2 separate regions of the Homo sapiens genome follow, and region 1 is linked to region 2. The links are chromatin contacts, found by Hi-C or POLR2A ChIA-PET in ENCODE. All regions are on one chromosome and are shown on one strand. The core of a region is the stretch at or near the end of the contact, and the rest is flanking DNA. Distances in the headings are between cores, read along the strand shown. Region 1 overlaps PRKAG2 (protein kinase AMP-activated non-catalytic subunit gamma 2). Region 2 overlaps PRKAG2 (protein kinase AMP-activated non-catalytic subunit gamma 2).

Region 1 (4,748 bases), core at 889-3,388, 40 kb before region 2:
GGACAGCGGGGGCCAGTTCACACCCAGTGGTCATGTCCGGGGGCCTTTGCAGGTGGACAGTCAGCATGTTTTCTCTGTGCGTCCTCCCCTGCCCCGTCTGGGTTGGGCCGAGAGTTCTCTGGGTAGATGTCCACCATGTTCGCTATTGGGCTTTCCTGCCTTGGGGCCGGTGCTGGCTCATGCCTGGGCTTTCTTTGGCCCCGGTGGCCCCGGGGTGAGTTGGGCACATCACGGGCTCTGTGGCTATTCTGAGCCCCCTACTGACGTAGGCCCAGCTCCCTGGCTGGCCGGTTTAACTTGGTTCTTGACCAGCCACTCAATTATTTTTGTGTCCTTTGTTTGCCACTGCAGCAGTGGTGAGGACCCAGTTCTCCCTCAGGACTCCTTCTGGAGATGAGGTGGTGACATCAGATGGCTGCATTTGGCTTGGAGAACTGAGTCACCTTCGGGAGCACCCCACCAGAGAGGAGAGCGGGTGATGGGTGCGAGCCAGAGAGCCTCTGGCCTTCAAATTCCCATTCCTCTCCCCCAGAGCCAACAGTGTGACCCTCCCGAGGTTTGGGGAGCTCTGGAAGCTGAAATGCAGGCTCAAGGGCGGGAAGAAACATTTCTAGGAATGTCACTAAACGGTCATTATATAGCAGCTTCTCCGACCACCGTTTAGTAGGAGGGACCTGCTAGGAATTTGCAGCCACACCTCAGCTACCCTGCTCCACACTCCATTCTGGGGACTGCCTTATCAGGGACTTGCCTTATTGAGGTCCCCTGCTCACCTGTTGAATGAATGGGACACTGCTGTTCATTCTCCTGCTGCCAGGATGCCGTCTAGCCTGGACAACGGCAGCTCAAGTTTGGGCAGCGTCGGAGGGAGGAGGACTGGGTTTCATGACATGGTCCAGTTGCTATCCAGGTGCTTGGACTTGTCCTCTGACCAGGTGTTAAATGTCCTGGGGACTTGTGGTCCCCTGTGAGCATTTCCTTCTGAAACTGAGACAGGGCTGAGCTCAGTAAGGCTGGGGCACCCAGGACGCAGCCGAGGGGGAAGGCCTCCTCTGCATGACTGCAGGCAGGTCCGAACATTTGAGGCTGACGTTGGGTTGGGCCAGAGGCACCCTCTTCCCTCATGGTAGACGCCTCTGGAGGGTGTATTTGAGTGCCCTACTCCATCTAGTCCCTGGCCAGGCCAGGTGGCTCCAATTGGGCTGAGATGCATGGGGAACCACCGTGGCCTCCGGCTCAGGTTGGAGAAGCAGAAGCCATTGCCGGAACGTATTCTAGACTCAGGCTGTGTTGAGCGTTTGCTGAAGCTGCTGTTACTGCCACAGCTAACGCCTAGTCTGGGAGACAGCCAAAATGGGTTTGCATCTTTCCTTTGAATACATTCCTTGGAAGAAAGTCAGAAGATTTCAGCTTGAAATTCTATAAAAACCATCATTTGCATTTCCAGTGCACACCTGCTCAAAGCAGGAGGCAGGTCAGGGTGCTGGTTGCTCGTACTCTGGCTTTCTGCAAGAAGCCTCGTGGTGGGAGATCTCGGTGTCTTCCTGGGACTTAATCTTTACAGCAAGGCACTGTCCCAGGTGGGGAGATAGTCCTGACCCTTTTGGGACCCTAGTTTCACAGTCTGGGAGATGAGTTGGATGTCTTGGAGAATTTGACTTGTTAAAGGCAGGGCGAGGCAGGAGCCTGACCTCCCAGTCCTGGGCTATGAGTGGGTCTCTCTGCAGCCTTGATTGCAACTAGTCATTACCACCTAGGAGGAAAGATTAATTTCTCCTTTGGTGCTACAGGGCAAAGAGGCAGGAGGAGACAGCAGTCAGGAGCTTGGTCTCCAGAGCCAGACTTCAAGGCTTGGCTGGAGCTCTGACTGACACCAGCCAGCTGTGTGGCCTTGGGCATGTCCCAGGGTCTTCTCTGTGCTGCATATCTGCTGTGCTGAGTCACACTGAAGTTGTGTTACCTAACCTTTTACTCCGGGAAGCATTTTCAACATGCTTTGCAGGGTACAACATGGTTTCACATACCTGTCGTTTCATCTTAACCCTGATGAGCAAGACTCAAGAGACCCAGGCTCCTGGCTTGAAGTTCTACCCTCAACAACAGTGAACTTGGGAGTTGCAGGTGCACAGATGGGGGGCGGGGGGATGTGAAATCATAAAACATGTGTAGGAATGTCAAATAAAACGCAGCGGGTGAGATGAGATCGGCTAAGAAGGGCCACTTATGAGATTTCTACAAGGAAGTGCCACCAACCTGCAGAGGGCAGTGTAAGGAGGAGTCAACACTCTTGCTCTAGGAGGGGACCCCAGAGCCTGGAGAGTTAAGCAGGGAGACTGAAATTAATTTGAAGAGCAGAGCACCCTCCAATCGAACACCCTGCTCTAGGAGGACCTTAGTGAGCTGATCCTGGACAAATAGAATTGCTTTCTTTATGGGCCTTTGGGAAAACTGTGCTTACCTCTCACGTCTCTTTCTCTCTGAAAAGACGTAGCCCTCCCCCTATCTGTCTCCCTAAGGAGTGTCTGTCACAGACAGTCGGCTGTCCCCTCGCCCAGCTGTGTGTGATAGACAGATGCTTGCAGCCAGATGCCGGCTGCGTGTTCGGCATACCGGGGTGATCCTGCTTGGGACCGAGTGCTTGCCAGCCAACTTTCCCGGCTGGATTAATTTCCAATCCATGTACATCTGTGTGTGTGTTTTACAACCCGATTGAGAAAAGAGAAAAAACACCATAATCCCTTGTTTCCTTGGTGTTGCTCGAGAGGAAGTGGGCTTATCAGTAGGAATGAAAAGGGAGCCTGATATTCTCAGCCAACTCTGAGACCAGAGGGGTTTCCAGAGCAGCTTGATAACCTGAACATTTTATCCTGTACGTTTCAGACACCAGGCCTCTGTTCAGAGCAGCTGGAAGTATAACTCAATTGCATTTACGTTTTATCAGAAGGTTGAAAAATTCTCATTAACTTGCTAATCGTCAAAAATGTGTTCAGCATTTGGCTGGTAATTTCAGTGGTGTCTCCTATAGAAGATAGTATCTGACACACCAAAGAAACCTCATTTCGTTCATGGCTGTTTTATTCCCGTTGCTGAGGCTAGCAGGGGCAGGACTTTTAAGCGCTAACATTTTGGGGACGTGGTCTGTCCACTAAATCATAGGCTTTGTAGTGGTTACACTTGGGTTCAAAACCTGCCGCACCGCTGAGCAGCCTCGCTCTCCCTGTGCCTCCCTTGGCAATACTCACTCTCTTTCTCCAAGCCGTGGCGCCCCGGGAGGCAGAGAGTTGTAAATCCCCACCCGGTAGGTGCCGCGTGGATTGCAGTAGATACGCAGGCCCAGCACATTGTAGGTGTTCCACAAATGCTCAGACTTGGGCCCCTCCCCTTTCCTCATCTCTCTATAATGTCTTCTGTGCTGAATAAATACATTAACTAAAAGCAAGCAGCAATTCTGGGGAACATATGTATAGAATGTTCATACAGCATCATTTATAATAGCCCCAGAGTAGACGCCGCCCAGATGCCCATCAGCAGTCGAAATGGTAAACACATGATGGTAGATTTGCATAATGGAACCTCCTACAGCAATGTGGAGAAACAGTCTATAGCCACATGCAGCAGTGTGGCTGCATCTCACAACCAACACTGAGCAAGAGAAGCCTGAAGCAAAAGAATACAAAATGTGCAGCTCTGGGTCACAAAATACACAGCCAGGCAAAACATATGATGCTAGAATCATGAAGATTAGTTAGAAAGAATAAGACCTACTATTTGATAGCACAGTAGGGTGACTGTAGTGAATAATAACTTAATTGTATATTTTAAAATAACTTAAAAAGTGTAATTGGATTGTTTGTAACTCAAAGGATAAATGCTTGAGAGGATGGATATCCCATTCCCCGTGACCAGCTTATTTCACATTGCATGCCTCTTTCAAAACAGCTCAGGTACCCCATAAATATATACACCTACTATGTACCCACATTTTTTTTTTTGAGACAGAGTCTCGGTCTGTCATCCAGGCTGGAGTGCAATGGCGCAATCTCGGCTCACTGCAACCTCCGCCCCCCAGGTTCAAGTGATTCTCCTGCCTCAGCCGCCTGAGTAGCTGGGATTACAGGCACCTGCCACCATGCCTAGCTAATTTGTGTGTGTGTGTGTGTGTGTGTGTGTGTGTGTGTGTGTGTGTGTGTGTGTGTGTGTGTGTGTGTTTTCCAGTAAAGACAGGGTTTCACCATGTTGGTTAGGCTGGTCTCAAACTCCTGACCTTGTGATCCACTCACCTCAGCCTCCCAAAGTGCTGGGATTACAGGCATAAGCCACCGCGCCCAGCCAAAAAAATTTTTTTAAATAGAAAAAGAATGATGATGATTATCTGAGGAGGCAGGTGGTGCCTGGCAGGGAGATTGAAGGGGGCTGCCATGTGGGTAGTAACATTCCTTTCCTTCTCTGGGTGCTGGTTACATGGATGCATGAACTTTGTGCAAATTTGTCAAGCTGTACACTCTCAATGTGTGCACTTTTCTATATTATGCTCCATAAAACATTTTTTAAAGCCCAAGTGGCCAGATGATGTGGGAGAAGTTCCTTGAGTTGTTCTCATCAGTAAGACAACTGAGGGCTTGACGGAGCCATCCAGTGCTCCGGCCACAGCGGAGAGCAGAATCGCTGCTATCTGGGCAGAAGACACTGCAGGGGAAACACCAGTTTATTTGCTCATTGGTAAAATAAACTGAAGACACATTGAAAAG
Region 2 (4,417 bases), core at 381-2,880:
AACAAAGGCCTCAGCTAACCCACAGGGAGGACTAAGCTGGGGCGGCTCATCAGAGTTATCCCAGGTTGGTGCAAAGAAACTAGGCCTTTATACTCTGACACCAGCCAGTCAGTAGACGACAGCTGTCCTGGGCAGGGAGCTGACCTTGGGCAAGGCAGCTCTCTTTAGCCAAGGGCAATCCCGGCTAATAGTTGAAGGTTGTCAGTTGGCAGGGTTCTCAACAGCTGGGAAAATACCCTTCATTTCTGAAAGGGGATCTGGGTAGTGCACCATGGAAAATACATGGGATTTTTCTCCCCTTCATTTTTAAATTTATGGTACCAAAATCCTGACAGGAGAAAATAAGGGCTGTCCTATTTCTTCTTATTATATATTTAATATATAACTAAACTAAAGGGAAGGCTGCAGGATGGTTGGTTAGGACTGAATGAAGAAGTTTCATTAGGCCCAGGCAGGGAGGAACTACGGCCCCTTGCCAACAGCCATCACTAGCTTGCCAGCCATGGGAGGGCATACCATGGAAGTGGATCATCCAGCCCCAGTCAAGCCTTCAGATTAGGCAGCCCCAGCTATACCCAACTGAGAGACCTCATAAAAGACCATGAACCAGGATTGTCCAACTGAACTGGTCATGAATTCCTGACCCACGGAAACCATAAGAGATACTATATTAGTTTGCTGGGACTATCATAACAGAATACCACAGACTGGGCAGCTTAAACAACAGAAGTTGATGTGTCACGGTTCTGGAGGCTGGAAGTCCAAGATCAAGGTGTTGGCAGGTTCAGTTTCTCCTGAGGCCTCTCTCCTTGGCTTACAGAGGCATCACTGTGCTTTCATCCTTGGCAGCTCCTCTCCTTCTTTTAAGGACACAAGTCCTATTGGACTAGGGCCTACCCTATGGCCTCACTTAATTACCTCTTTAAAGGCTCTGTCTGCAAATACAGTCACATTGGAGGTTAGGGATCCAGCATATGAATTTTGGGGAAACACATAACACATAAATTCAGTCCATAACAGATAATAAATTATTGTTGTCTGAAGCCACTGAGTTTTTGGTGATTTGTTATGGATCAGTAGATAACTAATACTTGTTTCATCCGGTGTGAGGGGAGGTAGCATAGCTCAGTGAATTGAGCCATGGATAATAAACTCAAGAGCTTTGGGTTGTTTTTAAAAATGGACTGTCTTTTGCCATTCAGTCAGTCTCCAAGACCCCTAGTTCTCCTATTATGAAAATCTGGGAGAAGATCACTGACCAGTCTTTCAAGGTTGTTATGTGAAATAATTACCTTTTCTTTCAAAGATAGAAAGGCACTTAAAAAATCTATAAATATCTCAAATCGCTTGACATTAAGGAACAGTTAAAGACTTTATATGCACCACTTTGCTCTTATATTCCTGACTGCCATTTTAAATACCCTTACAACCTCATCAGGTCTTGATGTTAAAGCTGTCTGCCCAGAAATGGTAAACTAGCAGCTCTATAGTCTGTGACTCACAACAGATTAGATACTTTAAAAATAGTTTGGAAAAATTTCACATTGGGTCAAGGAGTAGGAGCTACAGAGAGAACTGATTCTCAGCGGGATTGGTTATCACGAGAGCTGGCGCTTAGACAAGTGCTGCCTGTGTGCTGAAGAGACAGGCAGAGTGTGTCTATTCTCCCAGCTGTCAAAAAAATATTATAATTGGCATTCTTCCTATGTTCCTGCACTGTTGGAATCATGACTCAATGAACAGAAAGAAGGCAGAGAGAGAGACACACACGACTGGGAGCGTGGCCCTTTTTTCTGAGCAGTGGCCGGGGTCTTTGGGATTCTTACTCATTCTGTTCCCCAGGGTAGCTGAGCTCCAAAGAAAAGCTGTTGGATCTTTTTAATGTGATAAACTCCCTGCCTCTGTCGTCTCCCCAGGGACCCATGAGGGGACTCACTTGTTCAGTGGTCATTTCCTATCTGCTTGGCACTGTCCTAGGCACTGAGCACTCAGAGACAGTTGAGATCATTCCTCTCTTTGAGAGTCTCCCCAGCAAAAAGGGGGTGCATCCTGTAGAAGCAGAACTCTGGAGCTAAAGCCATTGAAGGGTGCATCCTGCCTCTTCACTCACGGGGCAGCAAAACTAACAGATGAAATACCTACTCCTACAGATGCACAGATTGCATGGCCTTGGATTAGCATCATTTTGGTCACAGGGATGCAAGTGTAGGGTGAAAAATGGAAATGTCCAGTAGTGTATTATTTTGCTCTCTTGGTTGATAGAGTTCTCAAGATAAAATCTGCATCCCTTAACCATGACGATGGCCACTTTAGGGTTCATATTGAATTTTTCCATCCTAGAGAGGCAACCCTGCCTTCACCTGGGTGAGGCCAGGGCTCAAATATTGGTGTTGTAGAGTTGAGATGTTCACTAGAGTGAATCACAGGTAACCTACATATAGCACCTCTATTGGGAGGCAGAGTGCACCGTGATTATCTTTTTCCCTAACTTGGGCTGGCAATGTCAATAAAGGACATCACCTAGGTATGCAGTAGACCTTAAATATGTGTATTTCTTGTCTAAGAAACCATCATGATAAAACTGTCACCAATTTCAAAGCCAGGGACAGAAGCCAGTTGCAGAGGGTTGCAAAGTGAGTGTGAGATGACAAAGTAAGGGTGGAGGATGTGGACAGCTTTATCAAGAAGCTTGGTGTGAAGAGGAGATGTGAGTGAGGGCTTGGCTGGAGGAGGAGGGGGACCCAGGCAGGGAGGGCACCTCTTTTAAAAGATGAGAGTGACTCGGCATGTCCCTGTGCTAATGGGAAGTTCCTGCACCTTGGATCCCACTGTACCCGGGCCTCTGTTAAATGGGAATATCGGATTTATCTCACAGGGTTGCTGTGAGGCTCAAATGAGATAAAATTGTGTAAAGTTACTCCCCCAAAGGCTCAATGGCTAGCAAACGCTAAAGCCAAGATTTGAACCAAGGCAGCTGGGCTCCAGAATCCGTGTTCTCAGCATGGTTGTCCGTCACCTCTGGAGAGATCCGAGATTCTCAGCTGATCCAAGGTTGACGCAGCATCTTAGCTCATATACCTGATTAGGGGTTTGGCACATGGTGTCTCATGGGTCAAGTCTGGCCCACCACCTGGTTTTGTGATTAAAGTTTTATTGGCACACAGCTACGTGCATTCATTTATTTATTGTCCTTGCCGTTTTCATGCTGCAACAGCAGAGTGAGTTGCTGCAACAGAGACTATATGGCTCACAAAGCCGAAATATTTCTATCTGGGCTTTTTTCAGAAAGTTTGCCAATCTGTGACTAATCTGTGCCAGAGCTTCCCTTTATACTGCTAGCCAGTTGCTTGTTGGAACATCCAATGCAAAGGGGCAGATTGAGTCTCATCCCCAGAAAGGCAAGGGACAAACAGTAGTGCTTTGCCTCACTAAAGACGTGGAGTGCATTCCACTGGAGAGGGCAGTGGAATTAGTTATTTGTCCTGCCCTTAAGGAGGATCAGACTGGCCACTAAGCTGGCAAAGTGGGCCAGACGTGGTGGCTTACGCCTGTAATCCCAGCGGTCTAGGAGGCCGAGGTGGGCAGATCACTTGAGCCCAGGAGTTCGAGACCAGCCTCAACACGGCAAAACCCCATCTCTCTTAAAAATACAAAAAATTAGCTGGGCTGGTGGTGCACGCCTGTAGTCCCAGCTACTTGGGAGGCTGAGGTGGGAGAATCATCTGAGCCTGGGAGGTCGAGGCTGCAGTGAGCCATGATTTTGCCTGGGCGAGAGGACTGAGACCCTGTTTGAAAAACAAAAACAAAAAGAAAATGTTGGCCAAGTGGTAAATAATCCAGCAGAGTTAGGACTTGAAGATTATACTCCTTGCCTTCAGAGCGTTATAGAATTACACACTCTGCTTTTGGGCTGATTGAGGAGATTTGGAGTAACATAAAGTGAAGGTGGAAGGGTCTTTGTTCTTCCCCTTAACCTCCTTGAGTAAGGAAGGGCTGCACATTTGAAGTGGCACAGACAAACAGCATAAACTTGCCCTTCCCTCCCTTGCCATGATTTCCAGAGGAGGGACTTGTTCAGATTTGTGTCGTTTTTTTGTTTTGTTTTGTTTTTTAAATTTTGGAAGAGACCAGCGTTTTGCCATGTTGGCCAGGCTGGTCTTGAACTCCTGACCTCAGGTGATCCACCCACCTCAGCCTCCCAAAGATTCCCAAAGTAATCCCAAATCCAAAGGGATTACAAGTGTGAGCCACTGTGCCAAGCCCAGACTTGTGTTTTATGTATTTGTTTGTTTTTAGAGATAGATTCTCCCTCTGTCACTCATGCTGGAGTGTGATCATAGCTCACTGCAGCCTCAAACTCCTGGGCTCAAGCTATCCTGAGTAGCCTCCTAAGTAGCTGGGATTACCAGCACACACC

What was found. Hi-C counts contacts between places; a loop is a spot of excess contacts on that map. ChIA-PET counts read pairs that join two places held with the same protein, here RNA polymerase II (POLR2A). Pooled maps may share reads with other maps.
Region 1: a loop to region 2 is called in a pooled map, with 2.9 times the contacts of the local background. The contact joins two enhancer-like sites. A Hi-C loop is called at or near these places in 5 of 168 maps with a recorded cell type or tissue (PC-9, breast epithelium, endothelial cell of hepatic sinusoid and 2 more) and 6 of 50 pooled maps. POLR2A ChIA-PET finds 5 or more read pairs at or near these places in 3 of 52 experiments (PC-9, Panc1 and activated CD4-positive, alpha-beta T cell).

What each region holds. Positions count from the first base shown.
Region 1 is chr7:151,703,306-151,708,053 of GRCh38, reverse strand. The region is part of intron 3 of PRKAG2 (protein kinase AMP-activated non-catalytic subunit gamma 2); the gene reads left to right. Among named protein-coding and RNA genes, the nearest start is that of PRKAG2-AS2, 100 kb to the left of the region's middle. RefSeq lists a silencer at 3,291-3,482. Within about 2 kb of position 2,138, at least 6 of the 41 ENCODE cell types and tissues checked have a DNase peak (open chromatin) inside an H3K27ac peak, as active enhancers do.
Region 2 is chr7:151,662,769-151,667,185 of GRCh38, reverse strand. All of the region lies in intron 4 of PRKAG2 (protein kinase AMP-activated non-catalytic subunit gamma 2), which reads left to right. Among named protein-coding and RNA genes, the nearest start is that of PRKAG2-AS2, 140 kb to the left of the region's middle. Within about 2 kb of position 1,630, at least 10 of the 41 ENCODE cell types and tissues checked have a DNase peak (open chromatin) inside an H3K27ac peak, as active enhancers do.